Linked DNA regions of Homo sapiens: all the other regions are linked to region 1. The links are chromatin loops, found by intact Hi-C in ENCODE. Cell type or tissue: Caco-2. All regions are shown on one strand. Region 1 has its middle 330 kb from the start of FSTL5. Region 2 overlaps LOC101928081 (a long non-coding RNA gene). Region 3 has its middle 55 kb from the start of MIR4454. Region 4 has its middle 130 kb from the start of MIR4454.

Region 1 (2,500 bases):
TGGAATTGACTTCCTAAAAGAAACTTTATTCTTAATCACCAAAAACTGAAAGTTATCACGATATTTTTTGCAATAACAAAATCATGGGTTTTAATAATTAGTAGAAAAGGTTTAAGGATATTGAGAACATCCTTAAAGGGAATCGTGGATTCTTGTTATTGACAATGAGAATCAATTTCTGCCATTCCTGTCCCCATCCCTTTTTAGGGATTGGAATGATAAAATTACATGGCCATGTCTGGCTTGCCATTATAGTCTGAATGAATTTAAATTCCATAGTTTAATATAGTCCTACAAGTTTTTGAAGGCAGAAAGTCACTGGAGGCCATTTTTTTCCCTGATTGAAGGGTGGACTTTCTCATGTGTGCATGTTTGCCGTGGCTGGATTCCAGCCCTCCATTTCTGTCACTAACTTCATGGTGTTGGGCAGCTGTGATATTGACAGCGGACAGGAGCACTTAAAGTTCCTGACCTTCTTTGTAGTAGCCACAGAGTCTGGCATCTAGGTCACAAATGTGAGTGTACAACTTATGGAAAGAAATAAAATGTGTTTTAAAAGTAATTGAAGGCAGCACAAATAGGAAGATAAAATTCATAAGCTCTGTGTGTGTGTGTGTGTGTGTGTGTGTGTGTGTGTGTGTGTGTATACATATATGTATACATATGTCTTTGTGTTCATGACTACAATGATAATAAGTGGAAGAAATAAACTTTTAGGTGGAGAAAAGTTGAAAATGATAATTTAGATAACTAAGAATGGGAAACTACAATCCAAACGTATGGTTAAGAAGGTGATTAAATAGTCAACAAAATAACCACTGGTGGCTATATTATTCACCCATTAGAATTAGAAATAGCAAGACTTTTACATTTTAATAATAAGCTGAATGTTTCTGAGGGCTTATATAATATAAATTAGTTTTCTACGTTGGGACCGTTCCGTAATTGTGTACTTATTCTATAACTGTGTTTTTGCTTTTTATTGCGCAATGGCTGTATGCCTGTGCTCTTATCCTTTGCTGCCATCATGTGGTTACATGAAGAAATACCAGAAACAGTTTTATCCCACACAATACCAGAAACAGTTTTATCCCACACAATACCAGAAACAGCTTCACCCCACACAATTTTTGGGGGGTTAATCATGAAGGAAAATTTAGAAAAGCAGATATTTTAAAGTTAAATATTAGATTACAATCCTAAAAAATACATTTGAATACAAATAACTCGTCTCAAATATATATTCTTGTACTAAAACACACACACGAACATATATATATATGGAGAGAGGGCATGCTATCTTGTCATTTGTTAATAAATTCAGTTTCTCTAGGCTTTTTGTAAATGATTGAGAGCAGAAAAGTGAAAAGAACATACTTTTTAAATAAAGAGATCATTGACACTCCTTTTCTTATTCACAAGTGTGAGCTATAGCTTTAACCAAGAAGATGCTCCCTCTTAGTTCTCATAGTCTTCCAGTGATAAATGCATGAGATATTTTACCAAAATGGATAATTGAAAGAGAGAATCAGCCAACAAAAATAAAAGTGCAGTAAAGAAACAAAAAGTGATGAATGAAATGAAATCCAAATCAAGCATAAATTGACTTATAGAAGAAATAACTTAACTTGGAAACGTTCACATTGTCTCAATGACAAGACTTCAGATATACAACCAGAGGAACTTAGTGAAAGCAAACCTGATGTACATTTTCCCAATGTTGATTAAAATAGCCTTGTACATTTTAAACTTGCATGACTACTTTTATGGTTCTGCACTACCGTGCAATGTGAACACTGCCTTTATACAAAAATACTGAAGTGGTCAACATATTTTTATTAAATATTCCAACCTAATTTCTAAATGAATAATACTGATTGCAAAAACTCTTTACATGACCACCCATGATACTAAGCCAAGTGGGCATAACAGTATCGAGAAGATGTGAAATGAATATGTACTTCCTGCTCATTATGAAATATAAGCACACCCATTTATTACCCTTTCCAGAATTTTATCAAATTTTCAATTAGAAAAACAGCTACTGGTCAGAAAGATCAAGATAAGGGCTCACCAATGTAAAGGTACTATGGAGGAACTTGGGTCATGAGCAGTAGATGGAAGTTTTGTGAAGAGAAGAAACAATGCTGAGAGTGCACAACCTTCTCACGTGGGAAGAGGCTGTAGGTCGTTGGGGCGAGGAGGGCAGCCTCTCTGGGGGTGAGGAGGTCAGCCTCTCTGAGGACACAAGAGACACTGTAGTCACAGAGCTATGCAGAGCGAGGCAAGACAGAGGACAATTAGTTAAGGAGTCACTGATAGGAAAACCAGCCCGGAACTCCTCCCCAGCTCTAAAAATGCAGGGCAACATGTAGTCAAGCATTTTATCTGCATGTTCTATTTTTAAAATGAAACCCCTTTGGGGGCAGAACTATAAATTGTAGTGCAGGTTTTGATGACCCAAAATAAAGCCCCCTGTATTTTGCATTACAGAGCATGC
Region 2 (2,500 bases), 610 kb before region 1:
GTCTCAATTTTTCTTCTTGTCTCCCTTTGCTCCTGCATCTACACATATAGAGTTGAACGTGATCGGAGAAAACCCAACACTCATGCTGTCTGGTATCACTTGAGATTCATAACTACCAAACCTAAAAGGGAGCCTTAAAGCTGCAATATTTTTTTCCTAGTCCATTCACTTGTCACTCACCAAGGTGACAATTTCATAACTCTCCTCTACAACCTTCAAGCCTTCTGTTCCCTGATTTCACTATCCCTCCTCAGTAGCAGTTTTGTTTTCCTCTTTGTACTGAGAAAATGGAAACAGTTTTATTGGGTGGACATAGAGCTGTATCATCCACATCCCTCTTCACAAAAAGAGCCTTATACCCCAGCTGCTGGGGTTAGCAGATATCTTCCAGCATTCAGCAACTATAAAGTCCATCTCACTTATGGAGAGCCCTAAGTGCACCTTTCTAGGGGGAGCCCAAATCCAATGTCCATTTCCAGAAGGAGTGGTTGAGGGCAGCATAAAGGCTGGAGGAACAAATCCAGAGCTCTCTTTGGGTTGGTTAAGCTTTGCCAAGCATGTACTGCAGTTTGAATTTCTCCTCCATCCATGTGTTTCCTCTCTCTCCCTTCCCTAAGTGTTGATCCCTAACACATGTTCAGTATTCCAATTTCCATCTCAGTATTTGCTTCCAGTGAATCCAACCTGTGATAGCTCAAATACATTCAGATTTCCATCACCATGTTCACCTACCAACCTACTTTTTTCCTCAATATTCTATGACTGCCTTCTTTACAGAGTACTTTTACTTAAAGCTAATCACTTTATTTGTGTACTGTCTTTGCTTACTGAGAGAGAGAACTCTAGCAATTTTTCTCCCCCCCCAATCATTTTTTCCATTTTGTAAAATCGCTATTATCTCTCTCATCTTATTTTTTTTATCCTTGCTTTGGCCCATTTCACCAGCTACTGAGCTGTTCTGCTTTCTTTTGCAAAATTATTAATAATCTCAGACTCCCAATTCCTCTTCTCCCATTTCCTCTGTAGCTTATTCTAATCAGGCTTCCCCCTCCATTAGTGGAAACTGCCCTTTTCAAAGTCATCAATGGCTTTTACAGTGCAAACTATGATGGTCTGACCTCAGTCTTCATCATACTTAACGTTTTTTGCGTGATTGATAAAATTTTCTACTCCTTAAAATGTTTCCCACTTGGCTTCCAGGACATCAAACTCTTTTACTTTTTTCTCCTCCTAGTTCACGGCTCACTCTCAGATGGGCCACCTAGTGCACAATTCGAAGAAATGCCATTTACCTAGAACAAAACACTAGCGGTGGCTCTACTTTCTCAGTCCCCTTTTCTAATTGATTCTCTTTTCCCTGTCTCTTAAGGTAGGAGGGTCACAGAGTTCATGCTTGATCCATTTATGTTTTTTATGTACACATTTCTCTTCCAGACACTTGGACTCAGAAATGCACAAACTCCCTGACATCTTTATTTAAATGACTAATAGGTATGTTAACGTCCAAAATGAATTCTAAATTCACCCCAAACTTGCGCCACTGGACATTTCTGCTCCCTCAGTTTATGACAACTCCATCCTTCCAGTTGATCAAGCTCATTCTATTTCATTTTATTTTGTGTTTCAAAACAAAATAGAAGAACAATAAGGATTGTATATTACTTTTACTTTATGCTCAGAGATGGGGAGGGAATAATGGTGGTTAAAGAATTAACCTGCTTTCCAATTTTCTAGGGATAGCACTCTGAATTTAAATGTTTCAAATGGGTTGACAACTACCAAAGACATTTTCCCACTACTTCCTCCCTCTCCTCTGGTATTCAATTACTTCCTAACTTGACTCATATTCACCTATTTTTTTAACACCAAATCAGTCCTTCAGCTTTGTATCTAGAAGTATATATTCAACACTTGTCACTTCTGAAAAAAACAAAAGGTAGTTATGCAATAGTTGAAGTTATGTCCAGAAATCTACAAAAAAGTTTTTTTGCGAGATATAAATTAGTAAGGAGTTTTCTGAGGAACCTTCAAAAAGCAATTTTTGGGGTTTACCTTTTTTAAAATGTTTCCGGTGTTTAATATGTGAAAAGGAATACAATTTCTAGTTATTATAGAGGGAGAAACAAAACTCAAGCAGCTCTATCTCAGTTTTGATGTAGGCCTTAATCCATTTTTAAAAAATATAAATAAATCCCTAGAGATTACAGTTCCAGGTTCCTAAGACTAAATATGTAAATAACTACGCTACAAAGTGCTAGAGCTCATCAATTTTGAGTTAAAAAAATCCATAGTAGAATTTAACTTGATGGAAACAAAAATAGGAAAACCAAAAACAAAACTGAAAGCTTAAAATCTGTCTCTAGTTCCTGTCCTCTTTCAGTGGAAATGTATTGAAGCAAATAAACATCACTTTTGCTTGACCTTAGATTTCCAGATCAGTAAGAGAATATGCAAAATTCATTTACAAGTTAACTTTCAAAGTTAAGATGATGATACAGTA
Region 3 (2,500 bases), 540 kb before region 1:
CTTTGAATATGTCATCCCAGTCCTTCACGGCCTATAAAGTTTCCACTGAGAAGCCTGTTGCCAGACATATCAGAGCTCCTTTGTGTGTTATTATTTTTTTTTCTTTTACCACTTTTAGAATCCCTGCTGTATCCTTGATTTTTGGGAGGTTGGTTATTAAATTATTTGAGTTAAATAAGACTTTGGTGTTCTATGACCTTTTTGTACCTGAATGCTGATATCATTCTCTAGGTTTGGAAGATTTCTTTTATTTCTTTGAAGAAACTTTCTGTCCCAATCTCTCTCTCTCTACCTCCTCTTTAAGGCCAATAACTCTTATATTCACCCCTTTGAAGCCATTTTCTAAATTTTATAGGTGTGCTTTATTCTTTCTTATTCTTTTTACTTTTTTTCTCTGCCTGTATATTTTCAAATAGCCTGTCTTCAAGCTCACTTATTCTTTCTTCTGCTTTATCAACTCTGCTGTCGAGAGACTCTGTTGCATTTTTCAGTTTGTCAATTGAATTTTTCAGCCTTAGAATTTCTGCTTGATTTTTATTACAATATTTCAACCTCTTTGTCAAATTTCTTTGGTAGTATTCTGATTTCCCTCTCTGTGTGTTATCTTGAAGTTCATTGAACTTCCTCAAAACAGCCATGTTGAATTCTCTGCCGGAAAGGTCACACATCTCTGCCACTCCAGGACTGGTGGCTGATTCTTTATTTAGTTCATTTGGTGAAGTCATATTTTCCTGGATGTTCTTGATACTTGTAGATATTCATCAATTTCTGGACATTAAAGAGTCAGGTATTCTAATATTAACAGTCTGGACTTGTTTGTGCCTGTCCTTCTTGAGAAGGATTTCTAGGTATTCAAATAATTGAGTATTGTGGGCCTTGCGCGGTGGCTTACGCACGCCTGTAATCGCAGCACTTTGGGAGGCCGAGGAGGGCGGATCACCTGAGGTCGGGAGTTTGAGACCAGCCTGACCAACATGGAGACACCCCGTCTCTAATAAAAATACAAAATTAGCCAGGTGTGGTGGCGCATGCCTGTAGTCCCAGCTACTCGGGAGGCTGAGGCAGGAGAATCGCTTGAACTCCGGAGGCGGAGGTTGTGGTGGGCCGAGGTCGCGCCATTGCACTTCAGCCTGGGCAACAAGAGCGAAACTCCGTCTCCAAAAAAAAAAAAAAAAAAAAAAAAAAAAAAAAAAAATTGAGTATTGTGATTTAAGTCATTGGTCACTGTAGCCATAATTGCACTAGGGGGCACTCCAAGCCCAGTAACGCTGTAATTTCTGTAGCCTGGTAGAGGTACAGCTTTGGTGGGCCTGTGTAAGATCCAAGAGAACTCCCTAGATTACTAGGCAAAGTTTCTCATTCTCTTCCCTCACTTTCCCCCAAACAGAAGGGGTCGCTTTCTCTGTGCTGGGCTGCCTACGGTTGGAGGATGGGTGACACAAGCACTCCCATGGCCACTAGAGCTGACATCTCACTGGGTCACGTTCGCTCCAAGTCCACTGGCTGTGGTCCCACTGCAGCACCAGGACTTGCCCCCAGTTTTCTTGTGGCTCGACTGCCTTTCAAATTTATTCTAGGCCCTAGGTCACTTTAGTCAATTGGTGGAGCTAACTGGAAATCTGGTTCCTACTGCTGGGGTGGAGGATTCCTCTCTGGCCCAGAAATGGTCTAAATGCTTCCTCTGTGGGCATCAGTAGAATTCTGCCTTGTGTTGCTCTCCACTGTGACAAGGTAGCAGTCAGTTCCAATGCAGAGTCCCACAATTACTCACCATCCCCCAAGTACACATATGTTCTGTCTGTGCTGTGCTTCCAGGAGATGGGAGAAGGGTGGTGTAGGCAATGTAAGACTGTCTTTCTCACCTTCTGTGGTGCCTCTTTCCTTAATATGCCCTTAAAACCAGGTGCTGTCATTGCTCACCTGTATTTTGGTTCTTATAAGGGTGCTTTGTTGCACAGATAGTTGATCAATTTGGTGTTCCTGTAGGGGGAGGATCACAGGAGGGTTTCATTTGGCCATGCTCCGCCTCCTTCTGGATGTGAATCTTTTGAAATACATTTTCAGTCATTTCAACCCAATATTTATGTAAGCTAACCTTAGAAACTGACTTGTGTATCTCTGCATCACAAAATATTAAATACATATTTAAAATATAAGGAAGTATATTTAATCACATTACTGTCATTAAACATAGTAGTAACATAATGAATGTTAGTGAAAGGAAATGCATTATAGCATTAACAATTAAAATTAAAGGGTATTTATTATTCATCTTTATTACAGTCTTCTAAAATGTACATTTAACATTTATAATGTGTATCTTACTATAGGTAGTATATAATATATACTATTAACCCGTAAATAAATATCAGGATTAAATGCTATAATTTTTGCACTTATGGGGTATAAATTATATCTTTTAATATAAAAAAGATAAAAAAGGGATAGAGTTGGTAAAGAATATTTTCTTTAGCTTTTACACCCACAAACACGATCTTTA
Region 4 (2,500 bases), 460 kb before region 1:
TATGCTATAATTTAGGATAAAAAGGAGGTCTTTCTATCGTTTGCTTTGCTTTTGTTGTTTGTTTTGTCATTGCTATTTTGCATGAGGTCCATTTTCGGGATAAAGACAGAGGCTAGAGTTCTAAGAACTGGTTCAAATACATTACATTAAGACTTATGTTGTCAGAAGAGCTTAGGATTCTGTCTGTAATCATTGTAATTGAACCGGGTTTCTTATTCCACATAGTGATTAGCAAAGTTCTGTTAAGACACAACTGAACAGTGGGCTTGCCTTCAGCAGGAACAAGAATGGAGGGTTTTGGGGAGACCAAGTTCCTGCTAAAGCTGAGCTTTGGGGGAAGGAAGAAAAGCAATTGCTTTAAGTATTGAAGAAGAGTGGGAGAGCTCTTGAGATGTGACATAAAGGAAATAATAACAAAAGTTTATGAGATGCCTACTTGACAAGGATTTACAGTTCTATATAGAATTTCTTTGATATGTTAGCTGCTGATTTTTTTAAAGAAAGATTTTGGTACATAGAAATTATTGTAAACTCAATATGTTCATTTTTCTTCATCATTCACTTCTTTCAAGTTGTCTACAAAGTGCAATTTTCCCTTATAAATTATTACACTTATAAATAGAACTAAGTTTTATATTAGAATAATATATAATGGTGTCTTAAATTGTTTTATAGCAGGATGTGAAAGGGGACTTTTCATCCTGTCTTAGAATTTTGGCTAAAACCTACAGGTTGAAAACAATGGTGGTGGGAAGGGCTAACAACATCTGCAGTCTGAAGGGAAGTGCTGAACTTATCTATGCAGGTATTGCCAAAAAGCAGCCAAAATAGCACCTGTACTAATGGCTACTGGGGAGGCTAAGGCAGGAGGTTCACTTGGGTCCAAGAGTTGGAGGCTGTAGTGATCTATGATCATACCACTGCACTCCAGCCTGATCAACAGAGCAAGATTCCATCCATTTAAAAAAAAAAAAAAAGAAGAAGGAAGAAAAAGAGAATTCATTTGAGTACAAACGCTATGGTGGTGATTCTCTCTCTTTCCTATGGAGAGAAACAGGGAAGGACGTTACCTTACCCACTTGAAGTCATGCAAGGAAGGGGTGGGGACACTTAAGACTGGTGTTCTGGGTAATGAAGGGCTGGCTTGCATCTCACTTCTTGGGTGAGGCTTGGTGGGCAGCAGAGTCAGGGAGCCCTGCCTAGGGCTGCAGCTGGCATTAAAAGGGGTTCTTGGTAGAAAGATCCTGACATGTTTTCCCAGAGGTTGGAGGCACGTGTGAGCAGAGAGCCTCATGCCTGCTTCTCTCCTGGTGAGCTCTGAAGAAGGCAGGTGCTGCCTGGAGTTGCCCATGAGAGGCAGATGGACAGCAGAGGGAGCTGAGGGACCCATGTGCTTACACACATTAGTGGGTTCAGGATGTATGTGTTGGCTTGAGAGGAGTGACACTGTAGAGAATAGCTGAAACCAGATCCTCTTGAAACACCTCCATCCAAGAGGAATGCCTGACTGGGGAGGAAAGTGGGGAGGAAACGGGTCAGGCAGAAAGTGTGCTATCAGTGTCAGTGACAGGGAAGTGGGAGGTTCTCAGGGGAAGGGTGTCTCTCAGTTTCTCTGAAGAACCCAGCAATGCTACCCATCACAGGACCAGGAGAAAGCACACCAACCACAGGGATGACATAGGAAGAGAATGTGACATTTTGTCCTTGTTTCATTCCCCTTTCTTCTGCTCACAGTCCACAATAAGCAGGAAGAATCAGAGCAAGTGGAGGAGGAAAGTGGAAGAAGAATAAATGAAGGAACGTGTCAGCTTGTCTCCCTACTGCTGCTCTGCAACCTGCGGTGGAGAGAAGTGATAAAGAGGACTTTACACCGAAAATATTATTGGGGCTAGAAATTGTCTTTAAAAAGAGAATGTTCTTAGAAGCAAAATGACCCCAAATCATTGTGATTTACCAGATTAAATTCTTGGTCAATTAGCAAAGAAGGGATCTCTGACAAACTGAATTAACAGACTAAGATGGCAGAGAAATAAAGCCCACTTAAGAAACAATTTGCACTTCATTTGTTGGGAAACAATTTTAAAAAGGAAATTACCATATCTTATTTAAGTTTACACCCTTAACAACTGGTCAAGAGTCTGATACCTAAGTAAACATTCAGTATGTTCTGTTAAAACAGAATAAATACATCAATTAATTCTCCTGGAAACTAAAATTAATTATGAAACAAAATAAACATGTGCCTTATCATGCTTGCAGAAAGAGGAAAACAACAAATATATGTGAAGACTGAAGTGCAGCCATTTGAGAAATACTATTGTTGTTAGACTTGTGATTTCTCAGGAGGGTAATCACACTCCAGCTACCTTTGAATAACGTCTTGAATTTACTAGATGTGAAATATATTTCCCTGGAAAATTAAAATCTCCACCAGAAACATACTGTTTTTTTTTCTTGATTTTAAAAATAAGAAACTGATTTCAAGAAGGAAATAGATTTT

The links. Peaks named below come from ENCODE experiments on the same cell type or tissue, not always from the same donor. Only the 100,000 strongest peaks of a DNase experiment are listed, where the experiment ranks them.
Region 2: it touches region 1 in a loop (7-fold over the local background); 2 of 110 quality-filtered maps call a loop at or near these places.
Region 3: a loop joins it to region 1, with 27 times the contacts of the local background. A loop is called at or near these places in 46 of 110 quality-filtered maps.
Region 4: a loop joins it to region 1, with 13 times the contacts of the local background. A loop is called at or near these places in 7 of 110 quality-filtered maps.

Annotation. Positions count from the first base shown.
Region 1 is chr4:162,496,283-162,498,782 of GRCh38, reverse strand. No RefSeq gene overlaps it. Among named protein-coding and RNA genes, the nearest start is that of FSTL5, 330 kb to the right of the region's middle. In Caco-2, a CTCF peak has its summit at 1,009 (motif pointing left); no DNase peak of the experiment used is centred here.
Region 2 is chr4:163,110,550-163,113,049 of GRCh38, reverse strand. The region is part of intron 1 of LOC101928081 (a long non-coding RNA gene); the gene reads right to left. It also overlaps a transcript of NAF1 not described here. Among named protein-coding and RNA genes, the nearest start is that of MIR4454, 18 kb to the right of the region's middle. In Caco-2, a CTCF peak has its summit at 1,290; no DNase peak of the experiment used is centred here.
Region 3 is chr4:163,037,089-163,039,588 of GRCh38, reverse strand. No RefSeq gene overlaps it. Among named protein-coding and RNA genes, the nearest start is that of MIR4454, 55 kb to the left of the region's middle. In Caco-2, no CTCF peak of the experiment used is centred here; a DNase peak (open chromatin) is centred at 1,248.
Region 4 is chr4:162,958,158-162,960,657 of GRCh38, reverse strand. No RefSeq gene overlaps it. Among named protein-coding and RNA genes, the nearest start is that of MIR4454, 130 kb to the left of the region's middle. In Caco-2, no CTCF peak of the experiment used is centred here; a DNase peak (open chromatin) is centred at 1,367.